Regions from separate parts of the Homo sapiens genome. Here region 2 is linked to region 1. Evidence: read pairs that join two places in POLR2A ChIA-PET (ENCODE). Cell type or tissue: MCF 10A. All regions are shown on one strand. Links, peaks and the distances in the headings refer to the core of each region. The heading gives the core; the rest is flanking DNA.

Region 1 (8,664 bases), core at 632-8,631:
GGGGCTTGATGAATACATTAGCCTCACTTCTGACATTGAATTTGACGCGTTAGGGGTTAGGAATCAAACTTCTCATCTAGCTAAGCTAATAGACTGTCCTGACACTGGAAGGGCTGTACCAGTCTGTCTTTAGCAAAGCCTATTCCCAAAGTCTAGCATGCGTCAGAATTACCTGGAGGGCTTGGTAAACATAGACTGCTGGGCCTACTCCTGAGAGGCTCTGACTCAGTAGGTCTGGAGTGAAGCTGAGAACTTGCATTTCTAACAAGCTCCCAAGGGATGTTGATGCCTCAGGTCTATAGTTTGGGAGTGCAGGGGGGAGTCATCCTTTGTCCCCCTCATCTTTTAGGAACAGAGTTGTCATTGTAAACGTTAGTTGTGCCTTCACCCATCCACGGACCTTCAAAAGGATTTGTGAGTGCAGCATCAGCAGTCATAATAGTTGGGTGCGTGATTGCTGACACAGTTATCATCATCCAAGGCTAAGAGAGAGGGTCAGGCCTCAAGCTGTCTGGATGAAAGGAGAGGGAAGGGGACTAAGTCCAGCCCCTCTTCCCAGAGGACAAAAAGGGGACCACAGTCCCCATCTTAGATGAGCCAGTGACCCATCATCAGCCTTTCTCTTGATGCTCTGTGATGCCAAAGTCATTTTGCCCACACAAAAATGCAGCTTGAGGCCAGGCACGGTGGCTCACGCCTGTAATCCCAGCACTTTGGGAGGCCGAGGCAGGTGGATCACCTGAGGTCAGGAGTTCGAGACCAGCCTGGCCAACATGGCGAAACCTCATCTCTAAAAATACAAAAACTAGGTGGTGCATGCCTGTAGCCCTAGCTACTTGGGAGGCTGAGGCAGGAGAATCGCTTGAACCTGGGAAGCGGAGGTTGCGGTGAGATGGAACCACTGCACTCCAGCCTAGCAACAGAGTGAGACTCTGTCTCAAAAAAAAAAAAATGCAGCTTGTCCCCAGAGGTGTTTCTCAACCGTCTTCTGATTGACTTCCCCAAAGCATGTGGTGTTGAATGGGTTACCTTTCCAGGCACCCCAGAGCTCCTCCTCCTCCCCTGCCGTAACTCCCATCCTGCACAGGAGGTTGGGAGCCCATGCCATTCTGTTTAGGTTCTCTCCAGCATTGCGCATTCTCAGTAGAGCCCTGGGGGAAGCCCCTCTGTCTTCTCCCCTCCCACCAGGCTCCCTCCATGTCTGATCCTGCCCCTCCTTTCCCCTCAGTGTTCCATGCCTTCCTGCGTCACAGCGTTCCATGTCACATGCGCCTTTGACCACGGCCTGGAAATGCGGACTATATTAGCAGACAACGATGAGGTCAAGTTCAAGTCATTCTGCCAGGAGCACAGTGACGGGGGCCCACGTAATGAGCCCACATCTGAGCCCACGGAACCCAGCCAGGCTGGCGAGGACCTGGAAAAGGTGACCCTGCGCAAGCAGCGGCTGCAGCAGCTAGAGGAGGACTTCTACGAGCTGGTGGAGCCGGCTGAGGTGGCTGAGCGGCTGGACCTGGCTGAGGCACTGGTCGACTTCATCTACCAGTACTGGAAGCTGAAGAGGAAAGCCAATGCCAACCAGCCGCTGCTGACCCCCAAGACCGACGAGGTGGACAACCTGGCCCAGCAGGAGCAGGACGTCCTCTACCGCCGCCTGAAGCTCTTCACCCATCTGCGGCAGGACCTAGAGAGGGTGAGTCCCCATGCCGCCTGCCCACCCCCTGCCTGGTGGGTCCAGGAGTCCTTTCCATGCCACACTCACTGCCCTGGAGCAGCTAGGACTCACCAGGACTCAAACTGTGAGCTCTGGTGGACCGGCCCTGCTGCAGGAGCCTGCCAAGGGGCTGAGGGCTTTCAGGTCCCAAAGAGTATGGGGGTGACTGACACTTTACAGAACAGAGAAGAGTCCAGTTCTTGAGTCTCCGAGTCCCTCTTGTCCTAGCCCTGTCACAGGCCTGGTGAATGGTGGGGGCCCTGCCAAGGTCATGAGGCTGAGAGCACCAGAGCTAGGGCGAGGACCTAGGCTTCTGGCACTTGCTTGCCTCTGTGGGCCCCGCCTGGTCCTAACACATGAGCTTGCATTGAGAATCTGAGGCAGAGGAGGAACTGGAGCTTCCCAAGCTGTCCCCGTAACCCATGCTGAAAGCCAGGGGCATCAAGAGCCAGGAGCAGCCAAACAGGCACGTGCCGGGCCAGGGCAGGGTAGATGGGTAAACGCGGCTCCGTGGGGTGCTGGGCAAACAGAACAGAGGCACGAAGGAGACAGGGTGGACTCAAGGAACGGTGGAGTGGAAGGAAGAGGTGAAAGGGGCTGGTGGATCGCACGAGACTGGGCTGGTGGATCACAGTGTGTCTGGAAGCTGCAGAAGTGCTAAGGAGGGACTGACATACTGTGGCTGGGACTTGCACCCAACACTCCCTGGAGGAGAAGTCCCAGAGTCTGGAATGGGTGGGCTGGCTGAAAACCACCCCCAGCTGTGTGCTGGGAAACAGGTGACGGTGGCTTGGTCCAGGGGGCTGAGTGAAATGAAGCAGGATTTCTGGATCCTTTTCCAGTCCTCTGAACCCCACAGGCTGTTCTGGTCTCTCCTCTCTGGGACATTTCTAGGGTTCCAGAGCATATGGGACCGTGTCACAGTGTCTCCCCTGGGTTCAGACATACATGCTCACCCTCTCCCTGGGTCCTGTCAGGAAATAGCCCTGGGCAGGAGCATGCAGGGAACGTTGTGTGACCCAAGGCGCCTGCTTTTCTTATCTGCATCGCAGTGGGCAAGGCTGTAAAATGGGTAGAACATCTCCAGGGGTGTTGTACTGTCAGGGAAGGGGCACTGGACCCAGCTTCCCCAATCCCCTCCTTCCCACTCATCTGCGCTGCCTGCTCAAGAGGGAAATGACCTATTGCCCCCAGAGAGCCCTCACTGCCTGGCAGCCAGCTTGCCACCAGGCCAGAAGGAAGAGGTGGAGGTGGGAGGAACCAGATGTCCCTGGCTCCAGCCAGGACAGAGGGCAAGGCTACCTACATTGCAGCCACCACCTCCTGGCCAGCCCAGCCTCCTGTCACATGTGGCAGGGGCATCAGGTGTAAGACCTTCTGGGACCGAAGCTGCTTCCAGAGTCTTCTTTAGGCCACCATGTCTCCACCCGCTGGATCTCCAGTGGAAACACCTGCTTTTACTCCTACTGTTTCCCAAACAACCCCTCAGAACTGACCTCTCTGTTCTGTGCTGGTCAGCCCATGTGTCTGTCCCTGGCTGGGTTGTCCAGGGAGGTCAAGGGCTTGACTCACTTATGTAGTCATCATCCTGGAAAAAGAGACTTGAGGAAGATCCTCCCAGCCCTGCTGAGCAGATGAGGAAACTGGGGCTCGGAGAGACGAATAACAGGAAGTCTTAGAGGAACTCCATTCCAAGGGTTTTGAGCTTGAATTTGGACCTCAGTCGGGGGCAGAAAAGGAGTTGTTGGCTTATTCTCTATTCTGTAAATTTCCTGGGCAAAAGCATCCCTTTTTCAGTCCCCTAATCTTCCCACCCCAGTGTTGGCTGGTTCAGGTGGAGCCTGGGGCTGAGGTTGGCGGGCTCTGGGGTTCCGGGGAATGAGAGCTGCTGCAGAGACTCCTGCAGTGGGAGCCAGAACACTCCAGAGTCAGGTGTGAACCGTCCCACTCCTCCTCTGGGAAGAGGAAGCAGGGCCAATTTTGAAGTATGTGCAGCCTCTTACGGCTCAGGGGGCCCTGTCAAATGCTGCTTTCTGAGCAGCCACCAAGCTGGGCTGGCGGGCACCAGCTTCAATGAGGGCAGGGGCATGCACAGCCCTGGCAGGGCCGAGGAGGGACAACCATGAGCCAAGCTGACCCCCATCAGCGGCCCAGCCTCAAGGCCTTTCCAGGTCACACATTTGCAACTTGGGTGAATGAACAGCGACAAGAACCCTGCCACGGGGCAGGCTTTCTGCAAAGGCCCATGGTGGTTGGTGGCCTGGCCAGCGGGCCCAGTCTCGGACCGTGGCCCAGTGCCAGCAGCCGGGAGTATCCAGCCTGTAACTGGGCACTAAGCCAGCCTGGGCAGGAATCATCGGAAGATGGGGCAGGGCTTGAGGTCGAGGCCTTGGTAGCCTGACTTTGCATCCAGTTCCTGCACTCCCAGCTCTATACCTTCTTTGTTTCAGTTTCTACTTCTCTGAGTTTCAGTTTCTTTGTCTGTAAAATGGGAATAAGGATCAGACTGACCTTGGGGTCACAGTGCATGTGGGGGACAAAGCTTAGCACAGTGCCCTCCATTGTTGGCCGTGATTGTTGTTACTGTCCTGGCCCCTCAGCATTTGGCTCTTAGAAGAAGGGAGGCCAGCCCGTGCGCTCTGAGGGTGGGCTCCACAGAGGACCAAAAGGGCAGGCCCAGTGCTAGGGCCTGGGAACCCAGCATCCTCCCAGATTGATTCGTTCCTCCTCAGCCAGGCAGGGGTTTTGCTGAGAGAAACAGGAGCCGGGGCTGCTGCCGGCATGAAATCCCATTTTATGGTCAACCAGATGTGCTTTCCTAAAATTTCAGCCTTGGGCCTCGGCCCCAGCGGACGCTCGGAAGGCATGGCCACTGCAGCCTCCCAGAGTTATTTACGGCTGACAAAAATCGCAGCACTGTTGATCAGCCCGACAAGTGCCGGCTGGTGTCCCCTAGCAACCGTGCTGACAAGCAGGCTGTGCAGGGACTTGCTGCTTGTGGCTCTGGCTCTGGTCACCAGGAGTTTATTTGGGAGCCTGACCTGGCCTGAGGAGGAGGCCAAGAGGGTGGAGGCGGCTCTGAGACACACACCTGCCCAGAGGATGATATGGGACAACTTCCCAAGGAGGGAAAGGCTCAGAAGGAAGTGGGTCCTGGCCTCAGTGCCTGGATGGTGGTCCCTTTGGCCTCCCACCAAAGCCAACCTTGTCCTGGGCAGCTCCAGCCTGCAGACCTCTGGCTCTTCTGCCCCTGTGCCTTCCATCTCTAGGGCTCCCCCAACCCATTAGTGCCCTTGCCTCACCCAAGCCCAGTCACCACCTCCAGCTGCTCCCAGGTCAGTAGCCCAGAAATTGCCACATCCTGCTCCGTGCCTGCAGTCTACTGCTCTCCCTGCTCACTTGTCTCCCAGGCCCTCCACCCTTCTTTGTCCTGCTTTCTTCACTCACTCCCTGTATGGCACTGGCCTGCTATGCCCCAGCCCTTGTCCCTCACTGAGGCCAGAACCCTGGCAGAGCCTCACCCAGTAAGAGCCACTCCCTCCACCAGGAGAAATCCCATAGCGCTGAGCAGGGCAGTCCCTGCCGCACACCCCACCTCATACCTGCTGCCCACATGCTGAGCCCTGCCTCCCTCAGGACAGCGTCCCCTCTGTCCTCATACCAGGGCCTCTAACTTCTGCCAGCCGAGCCTCTCGGTCCATTCTCTTCCCTTCCCTCCTGTCTTCCTTCCCCCACAGGGGCTCTTTTCCAGCCCACACCTGCAGCTGACGAGTCTGTCTTTTCTTCATCCCCTCTGCGGGTCCTTTTCCACCAATATTTGAATCTGTTCAACCCTCTCTCATCTTCAAAAGCGAATCCTCCCTCCCTATTTCCCTCTAGTCGTGGGTTCCTCCGCTCCCACCCCCATCTCTCCTTTCCTGTCATCCCTCATGGTATTTGCATCCTTGCTGCCCACTCTGGCCGGGTTTCCGCCACATCCCAGAGCCTGCCACCTGGGCTGCCTGCAGCCTCCCTGCCCACCTCTCCATCCCCCGATCCTCTCAGCAGCGGCTGCCACAATCAGACCTGCCCTTAGTCTTGGAGTCCTTTTTCTGTGATGCTCTGACCAGGTCCCCCCTGAGGTCCTGGTTTACCCCCCTCCCTCTCTGGCTGCTCCTTGGCCTCAATGGTCATCCATTGCTCTCCCCTGACTGCTCACTCCCAGGGCTGGAGACCTCAGGCTCCACTGTCTTTCACGGCTGCCCACAGTTTTGCCCCACGTGGGGGTGCTGGCTGCCCCTCCCTTTTGAGCTCCACACCAAGTCCCTTTTAAAGGCCACCGGCATCTCATGCCCAGCATCCCTGTTAGTTTCCTAGGCCTGCCCGTGTGCCACCAGCTGGATGGTGAGATTTATCCTCATGGTTTTGGAGGCTGGAAGCCCAAGGTTGAGGTGTCAGCAGGATTAGTTCCTGCCGGAGGCTCTGCGGGGGAGTCTCTCCGTGCCTCCCAGCTTCTGGTGGTTGCCAGGAATCTTTGCTGTTCCTTGGCCTGCGGACATCTGTCTGGCCTCTGCCTCTGCCAGGTCACATGGCCTTCTCCCTGTAGGCACCTGTGTCAGGACTCCACTCATAGTAGATCAAGGGCCCACCCTAATGTAGTATGACCTCATCTTAACTATTTATATCTACAGAGACTCTATTTCCAAATAAGGTCACATTGCAAGGGTCCCAGTAAAAATGAATTTGGGGGAACACTATTCAATCCCGTACAGAAGCCACTGGAGGTTTTAAGGGGAGAAGGGAAGTGTCTCACTACTCTGTGAAAATCCAGCCCTGGGCCGGGCGCGGTGGCTCACGCCTGTAATCCCAGAACTTTGGGAGGCCAAGGTGGGCGGATCAGGAGGTCAGGAGTTCAAGACTAGCCTGGCCAACATGGTGAAACCCCATCTCTACTAAAAATACAAAAATTAGCCAGGTGTGGTGGCAGGCACCTGTAATCCCAGCTACGTGGGAGGCTGAGGCAGGAGAATGGCTTCAACCCGGGAGGCCGAGGTTGCAGTGAGCCAAGACTGTGCCACTGCGCTCCAGCCTAGGCGACAGACCGAGACCCCGTCTCGAAAGAAAAAAAAGAAAATCCAATCCTGGCTTCCCTTGGCCTGGCTCAGTCAAGCTTCAGCACCTGGCCTCCTCCCTTGCCAGCCCCGACACTCCTCACTGCTCCCTTCAGATTCCTGCCACGAGGCTCTGCTCTGCCTCCCCCAGCCTGGCCTGGCTTGGATTCCTCGTTCCCAGGCTCTGCCCTGCCGTGTGATCAACTCCCACTCCCACTGGCTGCTTGTGTGTCCAAGACGCCTTGCTCAGCACCCCCAAGTGTGGGTCGGAGCCACCTGGTCCTGTCAGTAGTTGGTCAGCACCTACCTCCCCTGAGAAGAAAGGGGCCCCAGCGGCGTTGCTCACTTGAGTCCAGGGCCCCACACAGTGCAAGTCCACAGAGCTGTAGCCAGTGCTTAAGGGTGTGGGGGAAGGAGGCTGGTTGGAAGGTGGTTTTCAGGAGGTCCAAGTTTTGACAGGAAGGTGGTTCATCCCAGTAGGGTGGGACCGGTGGTTGCAGCCCAGGGTGGCCCCCCGGAGTGGTACTGGCCATAGGGATAGGCGGAGCTGAGGCTCAGAGGTGGGTGGCCTGGTGCTCACGGTCTTCGAGCTGAGGGCGCACACACCAGCGTGGAAGGCCACGGAGAGTCCATGCAGAGCACATCGTGTGGAGGCCTGAGGCTGGAGCCACCTTTGTGGTACATCCTTCACGGCTGGGCTCAGGAAAGAACGGAGGATACCCGTACGCAGAAGAGAGGTCTGATCTTGGCTGCCCTCGGACTGGGAGAAATGGTTATGCCAACAGGCAGGGGGTCTGGAACCAGAGGTCACCCCAGCTTAAGGACATGAAGGCTGAACTCAGCCTTGAAGATGGAACCCAACGGGAAACAGCCTGGTCCCAGCTGGAAAGACCCTGGTGGGACCCAGGATTCAAGCTGAGCAGCTTTGGCCAACTGTCCCTGATAATGGAGTCTCCATCCTGTGCTGAAGACCAAGGAAGTGTCTCAAGGGAGGGGGCTTGGTCTTGGCTTCAGAAGTGTGGCCTGCCCTGAGAGCAGCCAGGGAGGGATGGCCCACTGGGGTAAGGTGCCAGGTGGGCAGGCAGTAGCATGGTCCATCCTGCAGGTGCTTCCTGTGGGACCACCTATAAGAAGGGTCCATGTCCCATGAGCTTAGCAAGCTGGTGTCTAAGGCCCCAAGGGGCTCTTCCCAGCTGGCCTTGAGGCAGTCAGAGAGGCCTCTACCCTCTCTGCTGAGGAGTTCTGTCACTGTGGCAGAGTGAAGGTGGCTGTGTAGATGTGGAAGCCTTGGCCAGCATGGCGTGAGCCTGGCTCAGGTCCCAGTGCAGCGGATAGACATGGGTTGGCTGCAGGCTGGGCACAGGTGGGTTAGGACTTTCTGCTCAAAGCTCTTCCAATGGCGTTCTCTCTGGCTGCAAGTACCGGGGCCATTTGTGGCTCAGGACAAGTGTTAGTTTTTGCCATGCCATTTATGTCTGAAGAATTTCTTTGCTGGGAAAGAAAGGCCTTGGACAGGAGGCAGAGGGATGAGGTTGGTGACCTGGTGAGACCCTGATGAGTCTGCGGGCACTGTGGTTATAAAGGACAGCAACCATGTTGGCAGGGCCTTGGGAGGCAGCCTGGCTGACCTTACCAGGAAGGTAAGACTCAGAGGAGGAAGGTGGGCATGCCGGGTTGACCTAACCAGATGCTTTTCCCTGGCTGCTCTGGCTCAGCCGGGGACCACAGGGCTGAGGCTGTGTTTGGCCTTAGGTTTTGGATCCGAGACATGCAGCACAGGGCTGAGGATGCGCTCAGGGTCTGGGAATTGTTTTGCAGATGTTCTGGGCAGGATAGGCTGTGGCGGTAGCCTGTGCCCCT
Region 2 (16,205 bases), core at 4,382-12,381, 310 kb before region 1:
AAGGTCTCATTTTGAGTTTGGATTCTCAGGCTACCTTTACCATCCTCCCTTCGACTTGATTCAAAGTCTAAAGTGTGCCATGTTTGTTTATTTGTGTATTTATTTATTGGATTTAAAATATCTTTCTCCTGAGAGGCTCAAAGCTCATAAAAATTTTTCAAGGAGCAGCTACTTAATAATGATTAAGAAGTTATGCTACCATATGACTAATCCAGAAATAGGCCCAAATTAAGGCAAGGAAGATTTGAGTTGGCTCCTGAGGAAGTATTTGACAAAAGAGGAAACACAAGGTTGGACTAGGCTATGGGCACAGGACTTGATGGGAACTTCATCTCATCCTGGAGTTCTTCAAGGAGACAGAGCCGGGGATCTCACATAGGCTATACTCGAGGATTGCCTGCCTGCAAGCAGGGAAAAGCCAGGGCTCCTTTTATATCGGGGAAAACTTCAGAAGGGTGGCTAGGTGTTATACTTTCAAGCTATAATTCTGTATTCTTAATGATTGAAAAGCACCTATTTCTAGAGTAATAATTAGGACTGAGAGCCTGCCTAGGATTCCAAGAGCTCAAATGACGGGACATGTCTGTCCTTCTGGGCCCTGGAGTGTGGGCCTGTTCACTGCTCATCTTCTTTTTTCTTTTTTTTGAGATGGAGTCTCCCTGTGTCACTCAGGCTGGAACGCAGTGGTGCGATCTCGGCTCACTGCAACCTCTGCCTCCCGGGTTCAAGTGATTCTCCTGCCTCAGCCTCCTGAGTAGCTGGGACTACAGATGCGTGCCACCACACCTGGCGAATTTTTTGTATTTTTAGTAGAGATGAGGTTTCACCGTGTTAGCCAGGATGGTCTCAGTCTCCTGACCTCATGATCTGCCTGCCTCAGTCTCCCAAAGTTCTGGGATTACAAGCATGAGCCACTGCACCCAGCCTCTTAGCCACTTTTATAGGGCCAAGGGAAGTGGAATCTTAAGTGCTAATGTCCATTTAGTTGAAAAAAACTTCCAAATAATCAAATCTTACCTGTTATATCCAAGCCACACTTGCCAGTTATCCATTCCCAACTACTATACAAGGTTTCTACTAAAGAAAACTTTCCAGAAGTATTGAACAATGCAAACAGAGAAGATCTGACATTTCTTTTTTTTTTTTTTTGAGATGGAGTTTCGCTCTTGTTGCCCAGGCTGGAGTGCAATGGCGTGATCTCGGCTCACTGCAACCTCTGCCTCCCAGGTTCAAGCGATTCTCCTGCCTCAGCCTCCTGAGTAGCTGAGATTACAGGCATGCATCACCATGCCTGGCTAATTTTTGCATTATAGTAGAGACGGGGTTTCTCCATGTTGGTCAGGCTGGTCTCGAACTCCCGACCTCAGGTGATCCTCCCACCTCGGCCTCCCAAAGTGTTGGAATTATAGGCGTGAGCCACCACGCCCGGCCATGAAGATCTGACATCTCTAGAATTCCCACAAGCTGCTCAGACTGCGCAGGTGAATGGGCCAGCCCCAACAACCAGCAGTGCTCCATCCCTTCTCAGCTGGGGCCTGAGAACACGTGAGTGAGAAAGTTTCGCCCTGTTGCCTCAGCCGAAAGCTAGGGAATCCTAGCTCACATATCAGGTTCCTTAAGCAATGATGAATCTTCTTCACTTCCTCCTTTATTTCCTTACCAAGAGAGTAGTTCCCAGTTTCAGTGTGGAGGCCAGAAAGGACAAGATGACATCACCCTTCCCCCACAGCAATTGGCTCGGTCATTTTAGCAGGTTGCTTAAGAGATAAGTCACCCTCTCTACACTTCTTTTTGAAAGCCAAAACTAGAGATTATAGTTCTCAATATAGGGCAGCTGTTAACCTATCCCTTGATTCCTATCAGCCTAAGATCCTCAAAATAGGCCCCCAAGGAATGTCTCTAGGACTTGGGTGGAGGCAGAGAGTTGTCTCATATACTGAACTGTTGAGGAGACCTGGCTTCTAGTCTGAGCCTCGGTGCATAACTATGACCTTGAGCAAGTTCCTGCACACTCAGAGCCTTTGGATCACCTTTAAAATAATGCTATGATCTTTCTCAACAATAACATTTTCTTTCTTTTTTAATTTTACTTATGTATTTATTTATTTTTTTGATACAGAGTCTCACTCTGTCGTGCAGGCTGGAGTGCAGTGGTGCAATCTTGGCTCACTGCAACCTCCGCTTCCTGGGTTCAAGCGATTATCCTGCCTCAGCCTCCCGAGTAGCTCGGATTACAGGTGTGTGCCACCACACTCGGTTAATTTTTGTATTATTAGTAGAGACAGGGTTTCACCATGTTGATAATGCTGGTCTCGAGCTCCTGACCTCAAACGATCCACCCACCTCAGCCTCCCAAAGTGCTGAGATTACAGGTGTGAGCCACCACACCGAGCCTAAAATTTCTTATAGAGATGTGAGGGTGGTCTCACTATGTTGCCCAGGTTGATCCTGAACTCCTGGCCTCAAGCAATACTCCCACCTAGGCCTCCCAAAGCATTGGGATTACAGATGTGAGCCACCACACTCGGCCAACAATAAAATTTTCTACAACTCTATGCTAAAAGAGGAAAATGGGCTACAGCTGCTTCAGAAGACTTATGGTGGCAAGTTCACCTACTCAGAAGACGCACACCAATAAGAGACAGACCAACAATGGTGGACACAGCCACCTGAGGATAGGTCCATGGTCCCCACCACTTGGGAATAACTGGGTCACTGGAAAACATGGCTGCCATCCCCAACCCTGTTTCTCTCCTATTTCTCTCCTCTCACTTCTCTACCCTGAGACTAGATTATTTCTATTTTACAGGAAGAAAAAGTGTGATACATTCTCCCGAGCTTCAGAGGGAATCACTGTCGGTGACTGAATTGAACTCAGATGTTTCTGACACATAAACCAACATTTACATAATCACTATCCCTTTGCCAGCCTTTTGAAAAATGTTGACTTACACTGTTTGATCTCATATCTTGTCTTTAACAATTTATTTTCTCATACTTGAGACATCATAGTACTTACAGCCATAGGGTGAGGGGCCAGTTAAATAGAAAGTCCTGCCGCAATGAGGTTACTAATCTAATGAAAGGGAAGTCAGAGGTAAAAAAGCTCTAAGAACACAGATAAAAGGCACAGACAAATGCATCCACAACTAATCACAGCTGTACAGAGTTAGTGCAGGCTTGGAGACAGTAGGTGGATTGAATAGTGTACTATTTATTAAGAAGAGAAATTACTGGCCAGGTGCAGTGGCTCATGCCTGTAATTCCAGCACTTTGGGAGGCCAAGGCGGGCGGATCACCTGAGGTCAGGAGTTCAAGACCAACCTGGCCAACATGGTGAAACCCCGTCTCTAGTAAAAATACAAAAAAATTAGCTGGGTGTGGTGGCACGTGCCTGTAAACCCAGCTACTCGGGAGGCTGAAGCAGGAGAACAGCTTGAACCAGGGAGTCTGAAGTTGCAGTGAGCAGAGATTGCACCACTGCACTCCAGCCTGGCAACACAGCGAGACTCCGTCTCCAAAAAAAAAAAAAAAGAAAGAAAGAAGAGAAATTATTGGGCATGCACATATTTCAAGAAACAATTCATTAGTATTTCACCCCCAAATCTAAACATTGCTAATTCTGTTCTATACCTAAACAGTGATCATTTTTAAGTTATTTATAATTTCAAACATAGACAACAGCAGACCTTTTGTAAAGCCAATAATTATTCACTAATTTTTAAATTATTTATTCATTTATTTATTTTTTGAGATGGACTCTCACTCTGTCACCCAGGCTGGAGTGCAGTGGCACAATCTTGCCTCACTGCAATCTCCGCCTCCCGGGTTCAAGCGATTCTCCTGCCCCAGCCTCCCAAGTAGCTAGGATTACAGGTGCCTGCCACCACGCCTAGCTAATTTTTTGTACTTTTAGTAGAAATGGGGTTTCACCATGTTGGCCAGGCTGGTCTTTAACTCCTGACCTCGTGATCCACCTGCTTCGGCCTCCCAGTGTGTTGGGATTACAGGCGTGAGCCACTGCACCCAGCCATTCACTAATTTATATAGTGAATAGTATAGTAATCCCCCATGTACCCATTATCCAGCTTCAACAATCATCAACTCATGGCCATTATTATTTTGTCTGCACTCCAACTGACTTCCTCCATCCTGTGTTGTTTTGAAGCAAATCTCAGGCATCGTAATTTCAACTTTAAATCTTTAATATTTATCTCTAAAAGATAAAAACTCATTTTAATGAAATCACTCCAATACTTAAAATTAATAATCCTATAATATCCAGATGATGTTTTAGGCAGCAAATGAAAAACGTTGGCCACTGGAGAGATGTGAAGTACTGTCACTCTCACAGGCTCTGCAGTTAAATGGGACATGTTTCTAGCTTCGCTGAGAAGACCCCATAAAGTGGGTGATGAGATTTCACAGCAAACCTAATTTTTTATTCTTTGTTTATTCTGCAACCTCTGCCTCCCGCGTTCAAGTGGGAAATCATGAGAATGAACTCTCCATGAAAGGAAGATTAGAGAACCTGCTTCCTCACGAACGACTCAAAGGTTCCCCTCTGGAGAAGTAGAGATTCCATGTCATGAGCCAATGCCATGGTGTCACACGTTGTGTCAGAGCTACACACATAGCTCAGGAATGTGAGTGAGCACAGTGGACAAGGGAAGTACTTGTACATCCAGAGCACAGTCCAGAAGCAACAGTCTATGGGAGTTTCCCCAGGCCTGATGCTGCTGGTTTCTGTTTTGTTGGAAATATTTTAAGAATTTGACTTTTTTATTTATAGGTTTATTTCACCTATTTAGTGCCATTCACAAAGGTTAGAAGAAAACATGGAGTCATGTAAAAAAAGGTTTTTTGTTGTCGTTTTGTTTTTATAGATTTAGGGGTACAAGTGTTGTTATGTTACATGGATATAGTGCATAGCGGCGAAGTCTGGGTTATTTCATGTAACCATCACCTGAATAGTGCACATCAGGCTCATTAAGTAATTTTTCATCCCTTACTCCCCTCTCACCCTTCTAAGTTTCAAAAAACAGTTTTAGTTATAAGGGATATATGGAAATTTGCCATATTCCTTTGTAACAATTGATTGTCAATGTTCCTTTAAAGAATGTTATATAGGCTGGGCATGGTGGCTCACACCTGTAATCCCAGCACTCTGGGAGGCTGAGGCAGGAGGATCACCTGAGGCCAGGAGTTTGAGACCAGCCTAGCCAACGTGGCGAAACCCCGTCTCTACTAAAAAATGCAAAACTTAGCTGGGCGTGGTGGCATGTGCCTGTAATCCCAGCTACTTGGGAGGCTGAGGCTGAAGAATCACTTGAACCTGGGAGGCAGAGGTTGCAGTGAGCCGAGATCGCACCACTGGATTCCAGCCTGGATGACAGAGCAAGACTCCATCTCAAATAAATAAATAAATAGTAAAGAATGTTATATAAACAGAGGTCAATTTATGCAGTTCCTAAAGATTCATGGGCAAAAAATTTTATAAACCAAATCTTATTTTAAAAGCTTTAATATAGATCACATAAAAAAATAAGAATTATTCCCTAATTTATGTTGTTTGGAGTCTAGGTTTTTGAACATAGCTTTTTTTTTTTTTTCCTTAAAATGAAACAATCTCAACTAGGCTTGCAGGATTACATATTCCTGGGGCTATGCATGCCTTTTCACTCCTGCGCCACTACTGCAATAGCCACCCAACTGGTTTTTATGCTTCTCATCCCGCCCCTTCATACTGAGTTGTCTTCCTAAAGTACATATCTAGTCCTGCCACTTCACTAATAGGCATTTAATGTTTCCATCACCTTCCAAAAATCTCCCAGTTCCTTAGCATAGCATGCAAGGTTCTCTGTGACCTGTCCCTGACTTACCAAACAACTTTATTTCCCTCTGCTCTGCACCCTCCATATACTCCATCCTCCAGCCATATCACTAGTAAATGCTTTTAGAACATAGTCCATATTTTTCCAAACACTGAACCACTGAATTCATTTCTAGAACTAGGGCCAGTATAGCGCAGTGTTTAAGAGCTACCCTAGGCCAGGCGCGGTGGCTCACACCTGTAATCCCAACACTTTGGGAGCCGAGGCAGGTGGATCACCTGAGGTCGGGAGTTCGAGTCCAGCCTGACTATCATGAAGAAACCCCATCTCTACTAAAAATACAAAATTAGCCAGGCATGGTGGCGCATGCGTGTAATCCCAGCCACTCAGGAAGCTGAGGCAGGAGAATCGCTTGAACCCAGGAGGCAGAGGCTGCAGTGAGCAGAGATTGTGCCATTGCACTCCAGCCTGGGCAACACGAGCGAAACTATCTCAAAAAAAGAGAACTACCCTTTATTTCAGACTGGGTAGAATCCTGGCTCTGTCACTTACCAGCTGTGTGACTTTGAGAAAATCACTTAATTTGCCTGAGCCACAAGTTTCTTCAGCTCTAAAATAGGATGATGAGGCTGAGCACATTGGCTCATGCCTGTAATCCCAGCACTTTGGGAGGCCGAGGCAGGAAGACTGCTTGAGCCCTGGAGTTCAAGACCAGCCTGGGCAACATAGCAAGACCACCCATCTCTAATTTATTAAATTTTATGGAAAACTAAATAAATAAAATGGGATAAGGGTATATTTCTCATGGAGTTGCTGGGAGGATTCAGTTGGATTAGGCATGTCAAATGCTTAGCACAATGCCTGGCACAGTTCAATATATGATAACTCTTATCCTCTAAATTTCAATCTGTTAAGGTCCAGCTATTTGTCAAGACCTAGCTTAGCTGATACCACCCTGTGAAGCCTTTCCAGTTCCTCCAGCTGAAAGTCATCTCTTCTCCTCTGGGATCCCACAGCTCATGCACCGTCTCTTTCTCATCCCTAACTACTTTCTTGTACTCTAATTATTTATATGCACATCTTTTCTGCTCTGCTTTAATGAATCCCTGCTACGTGCTAAGTGCCATAAGTTCCATGGGGGAATAAAAGATGAAGAAAACTTGGTTCCTTGCTGTACAACTGTTCACATTCTAGTTAGCAAACAGGGCAATTCAAATACAATTCACCAATGTTTGTTGAATAAAGTTGAGGCTCATGATCATCCTTATAGGTTTCTGTTCCTCTGAGGTTCTCTTTTACAGAAGAATCTCAAAGTGTAAGCTAGATTTTAGGCCCAGGACCATTTCCCTACTATTAAGCAGAATTTATCTCTTGAGGGCAAATACAGTGAAATATAATTTAACATAGCTGAGTTTAGTGTACTATCAAGGGAAAAGTAATATTAGCGATGTCAGAGTCAAGTGATACCATTGTACTATGACTTCCTGTGCTCCCAAAGCTTTTGCCAAAATAAATACACAGTATTGGACCTAAAATATTGCATAGGGCTATGAATCACTTCTAGCCTCCTTTTTCTGAGAAGGTAGTTGTGATGAGCATTCTTGGTATACTTGCAATTCAAGGCAGAGCAGATGGTGAAGGCTGCATGCCCATACTGCATCCTCTGATCCTGTCTGCAGATGCTCAAGGCCATGAGGTAAACAGCCCCTTTGGGCTTCCAATCCTAACTGCTGAAGGAGTCCTCTCTCTTGTACTAAATGACACTTTAAGTCACTGCCAGGTTCTGAATGTCATCAAGACTTCAAATGAGGCTGTTCAGGCTCCTGCATCACCCAAATACCAAAAGATGACACCTGTAGCGCCTACCACATGAGGAAACAGAGCAGCTGGACAGCATATTTTGACCATGTGAATGGGGCACATGTCATCAGGTTGGCCTCTCATGAAATGACTGCCCTGGGCTGCCAGAGAAAAAGTGGCTTGTTCTCCTGGGCAAGATACCCACCCCCTTTCTTCTCTGCCCTTCTCTCCAGGCTGGCTGAGAATGACAACCTTGTGATAGGTCTAGGCTGGTTTCCTCACTCTATCTCCAGAGTTGTAACTCTGTGGGTAACTATGAGAGAGGAAGTTTTACTCACATATGGGCCCTTCCATGTTTCTGAACATAATGTGTTTCTGAAACATATCAAAAAGACAAATGTATGAAAGTCAAACAATAGGCTTAAATGTGTTAAGGGCAGTTCATTCCCAGAAAGCTAAAAATATTATGAAATGCCCAATTATATTTCACATTTTAATCACCGCATTGAACAATGTATTTTTAGAATTTGTAGATATTGTTTCTTTTTCTTTTTTGGAGACAGGGTCTTGCCTCTGTTGCCCAGGCTAGAGTGCAGGGGTGTCATCACAGCTCCATGCAGCCTCAGCCTCCTTGGGCTCAGGTCATCCTACCACCTCAGCCTCCCAGGTAGCTGGGACTACAGGTGCACACTGCCATGCCCAGCTAATTTGTTATATTTTCAGTAGAGATGGGGTTTTGCCATGTTGCCCAGCCTGGTCTTGAACTCCTGGGCTCAAGTGATCCACCCGCCTCAGCCCCCCAAAGTGCTGGGATTACAGGCATGAGCCACAGCACCCAGCCTCCTTTTATTCTTAACAACTGAATATATGTCAGCTGGCACGTGACTAAGAGTTCAGATGAGGCTAAAAATTCATTGCTCTCAGTGCCTCTGAGGAGCTTGTCTTTGTCTTCTTTCAGCACACTTATGAGAGCAATGCTTCCAATCACTAGCACCAGCAGCCTCATTTTTTTTCCCAATTCTACTCATTTTTATTCTTACAAAAAAGAGGAAAATAGGACAGGCGCGGTGGCTCATGCCTGTAATCCCAGCACTTTGGGAGGCCAAGGCAGACGGATCATGAGGTCAGGAGATCAAGACCATCCTGGCCAACATGGTGAAACCCCATCTCTATTAAAAATACAAACAAAATTAACTGGGTATGGTGGCGCGTGCCTGTAATCCCAGCTACTCGGGAGGCTGAGGCACGAGAATTGCTTGAATCCAAGAGGCAGAGGTTGCAGTGAGCTGAGATCATGCCACTGCACTCCAGGCTGGTGACAGAGCGAGACTCTGTCTCAAAAAAAAAAAGGAAAATAATGAAATTGTCATTGAAACACCACTGTGCCAACAACACAGAGCAATTGGCAAGACTGCATGCATTAGACATGCATTGTCTAATGCCACGCTGCAGCAGCCTAAATGTTGGATGAGAGCCTGAATGTAAGACTAGGCTAAGAAGCTGTCAGCACTGTACAGTACCATTCAGGTCACAGTCTACTTACCCGGACATTATCTCATTTGGTTATTTCCTCACTCTTTCATCTCACCCCACACTCTTCACTTTTAAGGAAGAGCAATGATGGTAAGATTATGGAAATCAGTATTTGCTTAGCATGAATTATTAGTAAACAAGTATTATTTATTTTACTCAATATGGTAAATCCTGAGTAACTGCATAACCATCTAATGAGATGTTAAGAAGAAAGACTTTAAAGGAGCTCTTTATATAAGGACCACAGGAAGCATAAAAAAACCAACAACATTAAAGAGTTAATAAATATCAGTGATGAGGCTGGGCGCAGTGGCTCACGCCTGTAATCCCAGCACTTTGGGAGGCTGAGATGGGAGGATCACCTGAGGTCAGGAGTTTGAGACCAGCCTGGCCAACATGGTGAAAGCCCATCTCTACTAAAAATACAAAAATTAGCTGGCCATGGTGGCAGGTGCCTGTAATCCCAGCTACTCAGGAGGCTGAGGGAGGAGAAGCGCTTGAATCCAGGAGGCAGAGGTTGCAGTGAGCCGAGATCGCGCCATTGCACTCTAGCCTAGGCGACAGGAGCGAAACTCCATCTCAAAAAAGAAAAAGAAATTCAGTGATGTACAGACCAGGCATTTGTGGAAAATGCTCTTGGGTCCTACAAGCCACCTGAAGAAGTCTATATTCTTAACCCATCAATGGAGTGAGAAAACTGCGCTTCACTAGAGTGAGATCTTCAGCATGGGGTAGCATATCAGCAAGTTAAAAATAAAATAAAAATAAATAAATAAAACAAAGACTTGGCCAGGCACGGTGGCTCACGCCTATAATCCCAGCACTTTGGGAGGCCGAGGTGGGCAGATTGTTGAGGTCAGGAGTTTGAGACCAGAACTTTAGACTTTAGTAGAGACCCATCTCTACTAAAATACAAAAAATTAGCCTGGCATGGTAGTGTGTGCCTGTAGTCCCATCTACTTGGGAGGCTGAGACACAAGAATCACTTAAACCCAGGAGGTGAAGGTTGCAGGGAGGCAAAGGTTGCAGTGAGCTGAGATTGTGCCACTGCACTCTAGCCTGGGTGACAGAACGAGACTCTGTCTCACAAAAAAAAAAACAAAAAAACAAAAAAACAAAAAAACACAACAATAGCAAAACAAAAATAAAGACTTGATTCAAACAGAATGTGAAAAATGACACATGAGAAATTTGGGAATTTGAACACTGGATATTTGATGATATTAAGAAACTGTTGGCCGGGTGCGGTGGCTCACGCCTGTAATCCCAGCACTTTGGGAGGCTGAGGCGGGCAGATCACTTGAGGTCAGGAGTTTGAGACCAGCCTGGCTAACATGGCGAAACCCCGTCTCTACTAAAACTACAAAAAATTAGCTGGGCATGGTGGCAGACGCCTGGAATCACAGCTACTCAAGAAGCTGAGGCAAGAGAATCTCTTGAACCCAGGAGGCAGAAGTTGCAGTGAGCCGAGATCAGGATACTGTACTCCAACCTGGGCCACAGAGCGAGACTTTGTCTCAAAAAAAGAAACTGTTAATTATTTGTGGTGTGATAAGTGATTATATCTTTATAAAAAGAACCCTAAGCTTTTAGAAACACATATTGAAATATTTAGGAAAGAATTATGTGATGTCTGGAATTTACTTCAAAATAATACAAGAGGGTGGGAAATGAATTGGGTAATAGATGAAACAAAACTGACCACGTGTTGATAACTGTTAAAGCTGGGTGATGAGTAACAGGAGGAATTATGAAAATCTTATTATGAGATTCTGTTTACTCGTGTATATGTTTGAAATTTCCCATAACAAAAAGTTTGTAAAATGTTGGGGGATTGGAAACATAAATTAAAACTGGATACAAAGAATCCTGCCACATCAACATGGACAAACATTAAGAAAAATATTGGGGGCCAGGCATGGTGGCTCACACCTATAATTCCAGCTCTTTGGGAAGCCCAGGCAAGAGGATGGCTTGAGCCCAGGAGTTTGAGACCAGGCTAGGCAACACAACAAGACCCTGTCTCTACAAAAAAAAAAAAAAAAAAAGAAAGAAAAGAAAAGAAAAAAAAAGAAAGTAAAGAAAAGAAAAATTATCCAACCATTATCTGGACATAGTAGCACGTGCCTGTAGTCCTAGCTGCTCTGGAGGAGGATCGTTTGTGCCTAGGAGTTACAGGCCGCAATGAGCTGTAAGCATGCCACTGCACTCCAGCCTGGGTGACAAAGTGAGACCCTGTCTCTAAATAAAAATTTAAAAATAACATTGGGAAAAAGAGTTGCAGAAGGATAGGACCAAATGATGCCATAATTCCATGTATATAAAATGCCAAACATGCCTAACAGTGCAATACGAACCTTTAAGGGTACATGCATATGTCAGTAAAAGTAGGAAGACCAGCATAGAAAGGAGTGGTACAAATTTCAGAAATGTGGTTACTGGGGATGCAGGAAAGGGAATACAATGAGGGAGGGTTACACAAAGGGCTTCCACTATTTTTGTAAAGTCTTAGACCTTTTTGTTGTTGTTTTGGGGCAGAGTCTCCATCTTATGGCTCAGGCTGGAGTGCAGGCTGTGATCGTAGCTTACTGTAACCTCCAACTCCTGGGATCAAGCATCCTCAGTCCCTGAAGTAGCTGGGTCACACAGTGCCCACCAAAACTGGCTAATTTTTGTATTTTTAGTAGTGACCGGGTTTCACCATGTTGCCCAGGCTGGTCTCGAACTCCTCACCTCAAGTGATCCTCCCATCTCAGGTTTCCCAAAGTGCTGGGATTTCAGGCGTAAGCCACTGCACTTGGCCAAGCCTTACACCTTAAATTGGGTTATGGACACATAGGTGATTATGATATTCTATACCTTTCTGTATTTATGAAATATTTCATAAGAAAAATACATAACTAAAATTTTAAATTAAAAAGTGAAACAGAAGGTTACTAATCACCTAGAGGAATGAGTTAGAAGATTCTTGCACTTCTTGTATTGACTACTAACTAAGCCCATCTCTTCCCACTGCCTGCCCCACAACCCCTGTAGCTTGTAAGATTTGTTTTTGTTAAGATACTATTGTGAAAAATAATATCGACAAAAATACAATTAACATATTTAAAGACTAATAATAAAACAAGTTCCCTTGCACTTTTTTTTTTTTTGAGATGGAGTCTCGCTGTGTCGCCCAGGCTGGAGTGCAATGGAACAATCTCAGCTCACTGCAACCTCTGCCTCCCGGGTTCAAGCGACTCTCGTGCCTCAGCCTCCTGAGTAGTGGGACTACGGGTGCGTGCCACCACGCCTAATTTTTGTATTTTTAGTAGAGACAGGGATTAGCCATGTTGGGCAGGATGGTCTGGAACTCCTGACCTCAAATGATGCACTTTCCTCAGGCTCACAAAGTGCTGGGATTACAGGCATGAGCCATTGTGCCCAGCCTTCCCTTGCACTCTTGACTCAAGAAACATGACATTACCAGTAACACTGAGGTTCCAGGTATGCTCTCTCTGATCACATTCCCAACAGACAGGGCTGCTATGCTGAATTTTGTATTTATTATTCCTTGGCTTTTTTTATAATCAAATCATATATTGTGTATTTTAAAATATATTTAGTTTTGTATGTATTTAACGTAAATATGTGGAACCATAATGTGACTTGCTCTTCTTATGAAAACTGTTTGTGATTTATTCATGTTGGTGTATATAATTCATTCATGTTTGTGTCTGTGTGTATATATATTAATAATACATGACAGTTTATTTATCCAGTCTGTTATTGATGGATTTTGGACTGTTTCCAGATTTTGCTGTAACAAACAACACTGCTGGGAGCATCCTTACATGTCACCTGAAGTCCATGTGCAAGACTTTCTCCAGAATAAAAACCAAGGAGAGGAATGGTTGGTCACAGGATGTGCCCATCTACAATTTACTAGATAATGCCAGGTAGTCTTCCCAATTTACACTCCCACCAGCAGAGTGTGAACATTTCCATTGCCCCATGTCCTCACCAACACTTGGTGTTGACAATAAGCTTTTGCCAACTGGGTGAGAATGAAAACTAGAATCTGTGGTTTTAATTTCCATTTCCCTGCTTACTAATAAAGCTGAGGCTTTTTTTTTTTTTCATATTTTTGGCCATTCACTTTCTTGCTTTTGTGACATATCTATCTTTTGCTCACTTTTCTTTGCGGTATGTTGTCTTTTTTCTTTGTGGATTTTTAGGAATTCACCATGTGTTTGAGGTATAATTATATAAGTTATGTAAATTCTCTAAGTTCCCAGTTGTGACTTGCTTTTTCACTTTTTTACTCTTCTGGTATGAAGAGTAGTCCTAAATTTTAATATAGTTAATTTTTTTTTCTTTTTGAGATAGAGTCTCCCTCTGTTCCCCAGTCTGGAGTGCTGTGGTGTGATCTCAGCTCACTACAGCCTTGACTTTCCTGAGCTCAAGCGATCTTCCCACCTCAGGTGCTGGAGGAGCTAGGACTATAGACATGCACCACCGGGCCCAAGTACAGTTAAATTTGGTCACTGGTTTTTCCTTTTTGCTTTTGCTTTTTGTGTCTTATTTAAGAAAGATGGGCTGGGCGCGGTGGCTCACACCTGTAATCCCAGCACTTTGGGAGGCCAAGGCAGGCAGATCACCTGAGGTTGGGAGTTTGAGACCAGCCTGACCAACGTGGAGAAACCCCGTGTCTACTAAAAATACAAAATTAGCCGAGTGTGGTGGCGCATGCCTGTAATCCCAGCTACTCGGGAGGCTGAGGCAGGAGAATCGCTTGAACCCAGGAGGCGGAGGCTGCAGTGAGCTGAGATCACACCACTGCACTCCAGCCTGGGTTACAGAGCTAGACTTTCTGTCTCAAAAAAAAGAAAAAGAAAAGAAAAGAGATAAGAGGCTGGGTGTGGTGGCTCACGCCTGTAATCTCAGCACTTTGGGAGGCCAAGGCAGGTGGATCACAAGGTCAGTATTGGGAGAACCAGCCCCCAATATTTCAAAGTAGGTTCTTTTCTATTTTCCCTAAGTGTTGGCTGGTCTGAGAAATAAAGAGAAAGAGTACAAAGAGAAATTTTACAGCTGGGCCTCCGGGGGTGCCATCACATATTGGTAGGACTGTGATGGCAACCCCAAGCCACAAAACCAGCAAGTTTTTATTAGGGATTTTAGAAGGGGAGGGAGTGTACGAATAGGGAGTGGGTCACAGAGATCACATGCTTCAAAAGGCAATAAAAGATCACAAGGCAAAGGGCAGAGCAAGATCACAAGGCCAGGGCAAAATTAGAATTACTGGTGAGGTTCCATGTCCCACTGGGCACGCATTGTCATTGATAAACATCTTAACAGGAAACAGCGTTCGAGAGCAGACAACTGGTCTGACTAGAATTCGCTAGGCTGGAATTTCCTAATCCTAGCAAGCCTGAGGGCACTGCAGGAGACCAGGGTGTACTTCCTCCCTTATCTTCAACTGCATAAGACAGACACTCCCAGAGTGGCCATTTTAGAGACCTCCCCCTGGGAATGCGTTCCTTTCCCAGGGTTATTCCTTGCTGGGAAAAGAATTCAGTGATATTTCTCCTATTTGCTTTCTGCAAGAAGAGAAATATGACTCTGTTCTGCCTGGCCCCACAGGCAGTCAGACCTTATGGTTATCTCCCTTGTTCCCTGAAAATCGCTGTTATCCTCTTCTTTTTTAGGATGCCCAGATTTCATATTGTTCAAACACACATGTTTTACAACAATTTGTGCAGTTAACGCAATCATCACAGGGTCCCGAGGTGACACACATCCTCAGTTTACAAAGATGATGGGATTAAGAGATTAAAGTAAAGACAAGCATATTAAATTATAAGAGCATTGATTGGGGAAGTGATAAATGTCCATGAAATCTTCACAATTTATGTCATTCTGCCGCGGCTTCAGCCGGCCCCTCCGTTCAGGGGTCCCTGACTTCCCATAACAAGTGAATCTACCATTCTGGGGTCTGGAGGATGGTGGCCCTCTTCTCACAGCTCCACTAGGCAGTTCAGAGTCCCTGACTTCCCGCAACAGGTCAGGAGTTCGAGATCAGCCTGACTAATATGGTGACACCCCATCTCTACTAAAAATACAAAAATTAGCTGGGCATGGTGGTGGGCACCTGTAGTCCCAGCTGCTCAGGAGGCTGAGGCAGGAGAATTGTTTGAACCTGTGAGGTGGATGTTGCAGTGAGCTGCGATTGTGCCACTGCACTCCAGCCTGGGTGACAGAACAACACTCTGTCTCAAAAAAAAAAAAAAAAAAGGAAGAACAAAGTAGAAGCATGTGTCTAACCAGACGTCAGGATTCATGTTAAAGTTGTAATTACAAAGTAGAAGCATGTGTCTAACCAGACATCAAGATTCACGTTAAAGATGTAATTAAGACACCATTGAATTGGTGTAAGGGTAAAAGACCAGTAGAACTGAATAAAGAGCATAAAAAACCCACACATGTACAGAAACTTAATATATGATGGTATTGTCAATAAATGGTATTGACAATAAGTGGGGAAAGGATAGACTCTTAAATAAATGAGACTGGGACAATTGGTAAGCCACACAGAAAAAGAGGAACTGAATTCTTGCCTCATACCAAGCACAACAAATAATTTTATATGTATTATGGACTTAAATGTAAATGGAAAACTTTAAGACTTTTAGAAGAATATCTTTGGCCGGGCACAGTGGCTCATGCCTGTAATCCCAGCACTTTGGAAGGCCGAGGCCGGCAGATTACCCGAGGTCAGGAGTTTGAAAGAGTCCAGAGGTTAGTTTTATTTGTATTTGAACTTTATCTAACTGGAAACATATAGTAAATATGTAAATGGGGCCAGGTGTGGTGGCTCACACCTGTAATCCCAGCACTTTGGGAAGCCGAGGTGAGCAGATCACCTGAGGTCAGAAGTTTGAGACCAGCCTGACCAACATGAAGAAACCCCATCTCTACTAAAAATACAAAATTAGCCAGGTGTGGTGGCACATGCCTACAATCCCAGCTACTGGGGAGGCTGAGGCAAGAGAATTG

The links. ChIA-PET counts read pairs that join two places held together with the same protein. Peaks named below come from ENCODE experiments on the same cell type or tissue, not always from the same donor. Only the 100,000 strongest peaks of a DNase experiment are listed, where the experiment ranks them.
Region 2: POLR2A ChIA-PET joins it to region 1 with 6 read pairs; 1 of 35 experiments calls an interaction of 5 or more read pairs at or near these places.

Annotation. Positions count from the first base shown.
Region 1 is chr5:134,564,888-134,573,551 of GRCh38, forward strand. JADE2 (jade family PHD finger 2) reads left to right here. Exons shown (of 12, transcript NM_001388185.1): 9 at 1,229-1,693. Among named protein-coding and RNA genes, the nearest start is that of JADE2, 44 kb to the left of the region's middle. In MCF 10A, for the core only: no CTCF peak of the experiment used is centred there; DNase peaks (open chromatin) are centred at 3,324 and 4,044.
Region 2 is chr5:134,248,239-134,264,443 of GRCh38, forward strand. No RefSeq gene overlaps it. Among named protein-coding and RNA genes, the nearest start is that of PPP2CA-DT, 30 kb to the left of the region's middle. In MCF 10A, for the core only: no CTCF peak of the experiment used is centred there; DNase peaks (open chromatin) are centred at 4,643 and 7,393.